Linked DNA regions of Mus musculus: region 2 is linked to region 1. The links are chromatin contacts, found by Hi-C or POLR2A ChIA-PET in ENCODE. All regions are on one chromosome and are shown on one strand. Each heading gives the region's core, a stretch centred on a gene start or an enhancer-like site at or near the end of the contact. The rest is flanking DNA. Distances are from core to core; before and after follow the strand shown.

Evidence for each region. A loop is a pair of places that touch in the nucleus more often than their neighbours do. ChIA-PET counts read pairs that join two places held with the same protein, here RNA polymerase II (POLR2A).
Region 2: a loop to region 1 is called in a map of T-helper 1 cell, with 2.3 times the contacts of the local background. The contact joins the promoter of Zfp207 here to the promoter of Psmd11 in region 1. A Hi-C loop is called at or near these places in 2 of 37 maps with a recorded cell type or tissue (T-helper 1 cell and left cerebral cortex). POLR2A ChIA-PET finds 5 or more read pairs at or near these places in 5 of 5 experiments (Patski and embryonic stem cell).

What each region holds. Positions count from the first base shown.
Region 1 is chr11:80,426,762-80,430,619 of GRCm38, forward strand. Psmd11 (proteasome (prosome, macropain) 26S subunit, non-ATPase, 11) reads left to right here and starts at 1,854. Exons shown (of 14, transcript NM_178616.3): 1 at 1,854-1,994. The coding sequence starts at 1,904.
Region 2 is chr11:80,381,840-80,385,940 of GRCm38, forward strand. It overlaps Zfp207 (zinc finger protein 207), which reads left to right and starts at 1,440. Exons shown (of 12, transcript NM_001130169.1): 1 at 1,440-1,656; 2 at 4,064-4,101. The coding sequence starts at 1,616.

The DNA.
Region 1 (3,858 bases), core at 604-3,103:
CAGGATGATGATACAATTGAATTGGTTAAGAAAAGATACAGAGGCCGGGTGTGGTGGCACACGCCTTTAATCCCAGCACTCGGGAGGCAGAGGCAGGCAGATTTCTGAGTTCGAGGCCATCTGGTCTACAGAGTGAGTTCCAGGATAGCCAGGGCTACACAGAGAAACCCTGTCTCGAAAAACAAACAAACAAACAAGCAAACAAACAAAACAAAACAACAACAAAAAAGAAAGAAAGAAAGAAAGAAAGAAAGGAAGAAAGAGAGAAAGAAAGAGAGAAAGAAAAGATACAGAAGCTGGAGACTGGTTGTGGTGGCACACGCCTTTAATCCCAGCACTTGGGAGGCAGAGGCAGGCGGATTTCTGAGTTCGAGGCCAGCCTGATCTACAAAGTGAGTTCCAGGACAGCCAGGGCTATACAGAGAAACCCTGTCTCAAAAAACCAAAAAAAAAAAAAAAAAAAAAAAGAGACAGAAGCTGGAAGTGCCTTTAATTCTAGCACCTGGGAGAGGAGAAGGGAAGAGGGCACAGATAAGGGTGCTTGCTGCCAAACATGAGTCCCTGAGTTCAATCTCTGGGCTGGCCATGATTGTGAGTACTGACTTCTGCAAGAGTTCCCTTCTCCATGTGCATGCCATGGCATGTGAGTTCCCACAGACAGACAGACATAGAAGTAAAAACTTAAAAACTACAACAACAAATGAATTCAGTATAGTCTCATTAGCTCTCCATCAGATTGAGAAAGAAGGAATGACTTCTTGGGTGAGTGTGTGTGTGTGTGTGTGTGGGGGGGGGGGGATGATCACAGCATTACACCGAAGTTCATGGAATTTCAGAGTTGGGAGAATTTGGAAGCCAGTTTAGTTCACGTGACACAACAAAGTCAGGACTTCTGTTACCAGCATGGTGGGATATTACCCAGATTTCATTAGAAAATGCAAAGGGTGGGAATGTCTTTCCTACCAGGTCTCAGTTCTGTCAGTCACTTTATTCCCTTCAGTTTCCTTAGGTATTAATTAAATATTTTTTCAAAGACTCTTGTTGAGTATTGTTGGACAAATGAAAGGAGACAGGTATAGAGATTGATTAGTCCAGTCATAGAGGAGTATAATGTTGGTTCTACTTAGTTTTTTATACAGCACAGCTATTTAATTTCCAGATTGTCATCAACTTAGAAGGTCTCCCTCTGTATAGGTTTAGCAACATCTTTAGGTTGATCCTTAGTGATAAGAAACATGCTTTTTTCCCCTTTCCCTTGATATCTTCACAGATATCCTATTACAGTTGAAGGAATTGGAGATACGGGAGGAAAATTTTGTTCTATTGTTGAGCTGGAAAGCTGGTATGAGTCAAATGTGAATCTCAAGAACTATTTAGATTGAATGATTGGGTCAAAGATGACTTTCAATCCACAATGTGAAGCTCTGTCCGATGATGGAATGGCTATTTGTGAAAGACAGTGTTCTTTTACATTGGCGATTTCTTCCGTCCTGGAAGGGAGTGTGTGTATGTGTCCTCCCTGCAAAACATCTGAATGAATCTGAACGGTGCTATTCCTGCCACATAATAGGCAATTTGAAAGATCATCTATCGCTATGAGTGACTGGTTACACGGGGATACTATACAAACAGCCAAGCAGCTTTCCTTGAGTACTCAGCCTCTTTTGGAGTGGTGGGGATTAATTTCGGTTTGTCTCTTCAGATGGCCGCGAGATGGCGATGGGGGAGCTCGTTTGTCGCTTGCGGGACGCTCCTGGGCCACCCACGGGGCAGAGAGACTACAACTCCCGGGGTGCTCGGAGAAGGGAGGCGGGGTCTTCTGGTAGGAACGCGAGGGCGGGTCTTCCGGGTGTGTGTTTCCGGCGTCGGCGGCCGCGGCCGGGGACGGTGTGAGAGCGGTAAGATGGCGGCCGCAGCGGTGGTGGAGTTCCAGAGAGCCCAGTCTCTACTCAGCACCGACCGGGAGGCCTCCATCGACATCCTCCACTCCATCGGTAAAGGGCCTGGCGCCGTCCCCGCGGCTCCGCCGTCCCGGCGCGGCCTGTGTGGGTCGGAGGCGGCGGAGAGGGGCCGGGCTAGCCGGCTATGGTGCTGCTGACTCACTGTGTGTGAGGGGGGCCGGGCTGGGGGCGCAGGCCGCTCGGGGACCCCAGGAGCCCCATGGCTTCCAATCGGGCGGGAAGCCCCTAGGCAGCCGGCCCGTCCACCTGCTGCCTGCTGACTCACGGTGGGCGCAGCGCAGCGCAGCGTGGCGAGCGGGCCGGGCCAGGTTCGCTACCCCTCAAGGGTCCCCGATTGTGGCCCGCGCGAGCTGGCCGGGGGCTGAGAGTGGCGGCCCGGGACAGACGGGTCGGAGAGTGTGTTGTTGAGAGGTCCGGGCGACTGCCGCGCAGGACTGACATTTCCCGCCGTTGTTATCAGCACAGGTTGCTCCGGGTGGGAGCGCGAGCGCTTCTCTTGGAGTTTTCTTCCGGGACGCTGGGAGCTGTCGCTTACAGCCAGCCCTCAGCCGCAGCCGCCGGCAGCAGAGGGCCACTTTCTGGGTGTGGGAAGTTGAGGGGTGCCACACGCTTAAGATTGGTATTTGACCGGTGTAGCTTGTGAGCTGAAGTGTCGTCCGAGTGGGACCGCCGGGACAGAGGAGGTGACTCATTTTTCCCAGTAGGGGTTGAAGTTTAGTTCTGAGTTCTGAGAGGCTGTCGTTCAGGGAACTTTTTGGGACCGGCGGGCCGCACATTGCTGGAGAAAAAGAAAAATTTTAATACCATAGCGTGATTGTCTTAAACCGTAGGGCAACAGGAAAGTTGAAGTAGGAACCTCCAGCCGGTCGCTTTCTACTGGGATTCAGGTGTAAATAGAAATAAGTGGTTGATGGCAGAGAAGGCCTTTTAATATTCATTCCTTAAGGGTTCAGTTAGAGAATGAGCTTCCTCCTGTGGTAATGTGAGGTTTTTTTTTTTTTTTTTTTTTTTGGTTTTTTGAGACAGATTTTCTCCATGTAGCCCTGGCTGTCCTGAAACTTACTTTGTAGACCAGGCTGGCCTTGAACTCAGAAATCCGCCTGTCTCTGCCTCCCAAGTGCTGGCGTTAAAGGCGTGTGCCACTATGCCCGCCCGGCGTGAGCTTTCAAATGTAGCCTGGGAGATTCGGATTGGATCAACAAGTTGTTGGTGAATGCAGGTATATGAGGGACTGCCAGGATGTTGATGCTTATGTTGACTTAACTGAGTTGCTGAGTCTTGAATTTCTGTACACAAGACTTGTACCAAGAAAGGACACTGTCAACAGCTTGAAGTTCTTGACTCTGGGAATACTAGAAAGGAGAGGAGACGAGAGAGCACAGTGCATTGTGAAGGAATCATGAAGAGTTTCATTTCGAAGTTCTGATAGTGTCCGTTTTAGAGCAGAGTACCATAGCCATCGGATGTTTTTACAAAGACATTTTTCTGTGATCACACTTTAATATTTAGATCACACTTTAATATTTAATAATCTGCGGAGCATAAAAGTTTTTTGTGCATAGTGCCTGATTTGTTTGCCTTTCAGAAAGTAGAAATTACTAATAAACATTGCCATTAGAGTATTTCACCTTTATCAGACCCTTTATGAACCTTAACCTATTTTCCAAATGAAACTACCAAACAAATAAGGGAAAAAAAAACAACCCTCTAAAGAAAAGTAAAATACAGATACTATAAAAAGAAAAACAAAACAAAAAAAAGGAGTGGTTGCTCATTATACTAAGAGTCCCCTGCCAGCTCCCCTGTTAGAGTAAGCTTGAGTCATGGTGGGTGACAGCATTACTTTTTCCGGACTCCATCATGAGTATCAAAATCTTGGATTTTGTCAAGTCATGAT
Region 2 (4,101 bases), core at 190-2,689, 45 kb before region 1:
GGGCGGCAGTATTAGAAAATTGTAAAAGTTAAAAAAAGGAGTAATTAAGCCAGGCAGTGGTGGTCCATGACTTTAATCCTAGCACTTGGGAGGCAGAGGCAGGCGGATTTCTGCTTTTGAGGCTAGCCTGGTCTACAGAGTGAGTTTCAGTGCTCTTAACAGCTGAGCCATCTCTCCAGGCCCCTCAATCTTACTTTTAAATGAAGTTTCATGTATCCCAGGCATTATTTAATTCACTATGTAACTGAGGTTAGACCTTTAACTCCAGCCTCAGCCTCCTGGAATTCCCTGATTGCAGGCATGTTCCACCAACATTTTTTGTTTGCGAACCTTTCTGTGGTTTCAAGAGACTTCAGCATATACAATATCCAATTCTCTTACACTCTTCCTTGCCACATTTTCCAGGATTATCTTTTGCCAGCAACACTTTTCCTGTCTTGTTACTTTTAAGTTCAAATCCTCAAACACTGCATTTTATCAGTAATTAAAACTTCGATACAAGGTTTCTCTACATAACCCTGAATGTTCTATGTAGGCAGGAACCTGGCTATACATTCAGATCCACCAGCCTCAGCCTTTTGAGTGCTGGGATTAAAGGCATGCACCATCCATGCTTGGCTCACTGCATTTTAAAAAAAAAATTTTTTTTTTTTTATTCAAAGACAAGATCAGGCTTTGTTCTCCAGGCTAGCCTCTAAGTCTTAGCCTCATAGCATTTTCTGTCTTGGCCTTCTGAGTGCTGGGACAACAGACACAAGACCCAGGTAATAAGATAACTTAAGCTTTCTCCCACTGCATCTTCTTTCATCTTTCTAAACATTCCTATGTTCTCCGAAGCCGCTTAAGGATTGCCTTTTTGCGATTCTGAAGCACTTCACATTTCCCTTATCGCTACTGCTGATCTCACCCATACTGCTTCCTAGACTGTGGTTCACTGAAAAAAAAAACGGTAACTCTTCCTTGACCATATACGCCCCACTCCCGAAAGGCAACTGAAACAAGATTTAAAAATTGACCAGGTCGCAATCCGGGCGTGTGCCTTTAATCCCAAACAGTCGCTGGCAGGCAGAAGCAGGCGCATCTTTGAGTTTGAGGCCAGCTTGGTCATTTCCTCTATCAGCAGGGCTATGAAGAGACCCATCTCAAAAAATAAAAGCAAAACACACAACAGCAAAAAACAAAACAAAACAAAACCCAAATTGACCATGTCCCAATTATCTTTATTTATTTGTAATCTATCCTTAATTATACTCCTAATCTTTTCCTCCCTTCAATTTGCATACGGGATAGCCGACGTACTGGATGACCCAAGCTCTAAAGGATCAGCGTCCTCAGCCCGGGAGCGCCACCACCACTTAACCCCATTAAGATGGCGGCAGCGCCCGCTCAGCCACTCAGGGCCGAAGCCTGCGTCACGTGACCCGCACAGCTCTCACCGCGGTGGCTGATGGGAGGTGGAGATAGAACGAGGGTGTCGGCCATTTTGTGTCTGTTTCCTGCGGGACGCGCTGGTGGCGGTTGGTGTGGAGAACTCTGCGAGTCTCTTGGGTTTTTTGTTTTTTGTTTTTTCCAGCTTCTTTCCGCCTCTATTCTGCCTGTTCTGTAGGGCGCAGTTATGGGTCGCAAGAAGAAGAAGCAGCTCAAGCCGTGGTGCTGGTATCCTTTGTGGGGTTGACGTGGAGGCCGAGCGTGGGTGTCGCTTCTTGAGAACACAAGTCTGATAGGTTTGGGTTAAGCCTGTTTGGTAGGGCCCGGCCGGGCCCAGCCGAGCCTTTGTGCTGTGGCTGGGTTAGGATTTGGGGTGGTTTCTTGTAAAATGGGGTTCTTCGGGCGAGAGGGCTCCGGAGTTTGGTGGCGCTGAACTCGGTGACTCAGGCGCTTGTTTGTCGCGATCATTGGGCCTGGAGACGTTCCCCAAGTGCAGTCGTCCCTAAGAACTCCTGTCTCCGTTGTTTCGTTGAAGACCCCACAAAGGGACTTGAGTTTGGGGTAAATGTCCTGACTCCCTGGATAATTGAACTGTGACTAGCCCCCCCCCCCTCGCGGTGAAGAATCGGCTTCCGCCTCTCTTTCGGGCGCCTTAATCTTGGGGAAGCGGTTGCTTAACTGGGTGGAGTTTCTATTATCGTTACCCAATTTTGTAGGACTGGTTAAACTGTTAAGAAGGAAAACAATTTTCTCTCTTTTTTTTTTTTTTTTTTTTTTGTGGATAACGTATTACGCTAAACTGATTTTTTTTAATCTATTACAAGAAAACTATTTGTCTCAAGACAAATTTGTTTTTAAAATAGTTAAGTAGCTAAAAATCCGTCACGAATTATTTAATGCACTCACAGAAAAAGTCTTGCGAGGTCAGAACTCTTAGTATATGCGAATTTACATTTCCTGAATGCATAGATTAATAATGAAACTGGAAGAAATTTTATGGATTCTTAGTTGAATGTGCCCTTTGTCATGAGTTGTATAATGGATTATGAATTCCCAGTTTCAACTCTATTGTATATTTAATGAATTGTGAAATTGCCTCCCCCCCCCCTCTGTCTTTTTATTTGGGATTGGGGGTCTGGTTGTCTGGAAATTGCTCTGTCCACCAGGCTGGCCTCCGCCTGTCTCTGCTTCCCCAGTGCTGGGATTGAAGGCATGGATCACCACTGCCCAGTTTGAAGTTGCCTTTTCTTTTGAAAAGAAATATTTTGAGTTAGTCTTGCTGTCTGACCTGGCACTCAGAATAAATATCTGCCTTTGCATGTGGAGTGTTGAAATCAAAGGCATGGGGTATGCCAGGCTAAAAGATTTTTATTTGGGCTTATGATCTTAGACTGCATACCAAGTTTATCTAGTTCAGATGTAGTCATTCCTGCCACAGATTGCCTGCAGTGTGCCACTGGTCCTGGCTCACTTGATTTTGGTTAACCCTTTCTCCTTCATGGAACTCCTTTTATTTGTTTTTGTTCTTTAAGACAGGTTTTCTCAGTGTGTCTCAGTCTGTCCTGGAACTTGCTCTGTAGGCTAGCCTGGCCTGAAATTTAAGAGTTCCACTTGTTTCTGGCTCCCAAGTGCTGCGATTAAAGGCACTACTGTCTAGCTGACACTCTTAGCATGTACATTTGTAAATGTTGAAATAATTTAAAGGTCAAAATTTGGGGTGTGTGTGTGTTCTTTGTGGCAGGGCTTCATGCTATGCTGGATCACAAAACTTGAACTCTTGGTTCATCCATGTAGCCTGACTGCCCTGGAACTTACTCTGTAGATCAAGGTGGCCTCATTCATATTTGCCTGGTTTTGCCTCCTGAGTGCTGGGATTAAAGGCATGCACTACCATAGCCCCGAAAATCTGTAAATGCATGTTTCTCCTGCCTCCACTTGTGCTGGGGCTTTGTAGGTGTGCCCTACACCCAGCATCCAAACTGCTGGAAGTTGACCAGCCCATTGCATGCTAGACAAGTACCCTAACAATGGAGCTACGTTCTCAGACCGGGAGGTACATGATTAATGTAATTTCCAAATATAAATACTAAAACTGAATTGTTTTTTGTTTTTTTGATTTTTCGAGACAGGGTTTCTCTGTAACCCTGGCTGTCCTGGAACTCACTCTGTAGACCAGGCTGGCCTTGAACTCAGAAATCCACCTGCCTCTGCCTCTCAAGTGCTGGGATTAAAGGCATGCGCCACAATTGCCCAGCTTTAAAACTGAATTTATATTAAGTTCCCTCCTTTTTTATTAGAAGTGTGTGTGTGTGTGTGTGTGTGTGTGTGGTGTTTTGCCTACATAGGTATGCTGTATACCTAGTGCTCTAGGAGGACAGAAGAGCATTAGAATCACCGGGAACTGTCATTCTGGTTGTGAGCTGCCTTATAGATGTGGGAAAAGAATCTGGGTATTCTGAAAGAGCAGCAAATGCTCTTAACCTTGGAGTCATTTTAACATTTCCTGTTAGATGAGATGAAAGGCATTTGTTATATTATTTATATTGAGGCAGAATCTCACTATGTAATTACTTTTGTTTCCTTTAGTTGGCAGGAGGGCAATTTTGTGCAGTTTTTTAACCTTAATGATGACCAGGTATTGTAACAGAGATTTTGATGATGAGAAGATCCTTA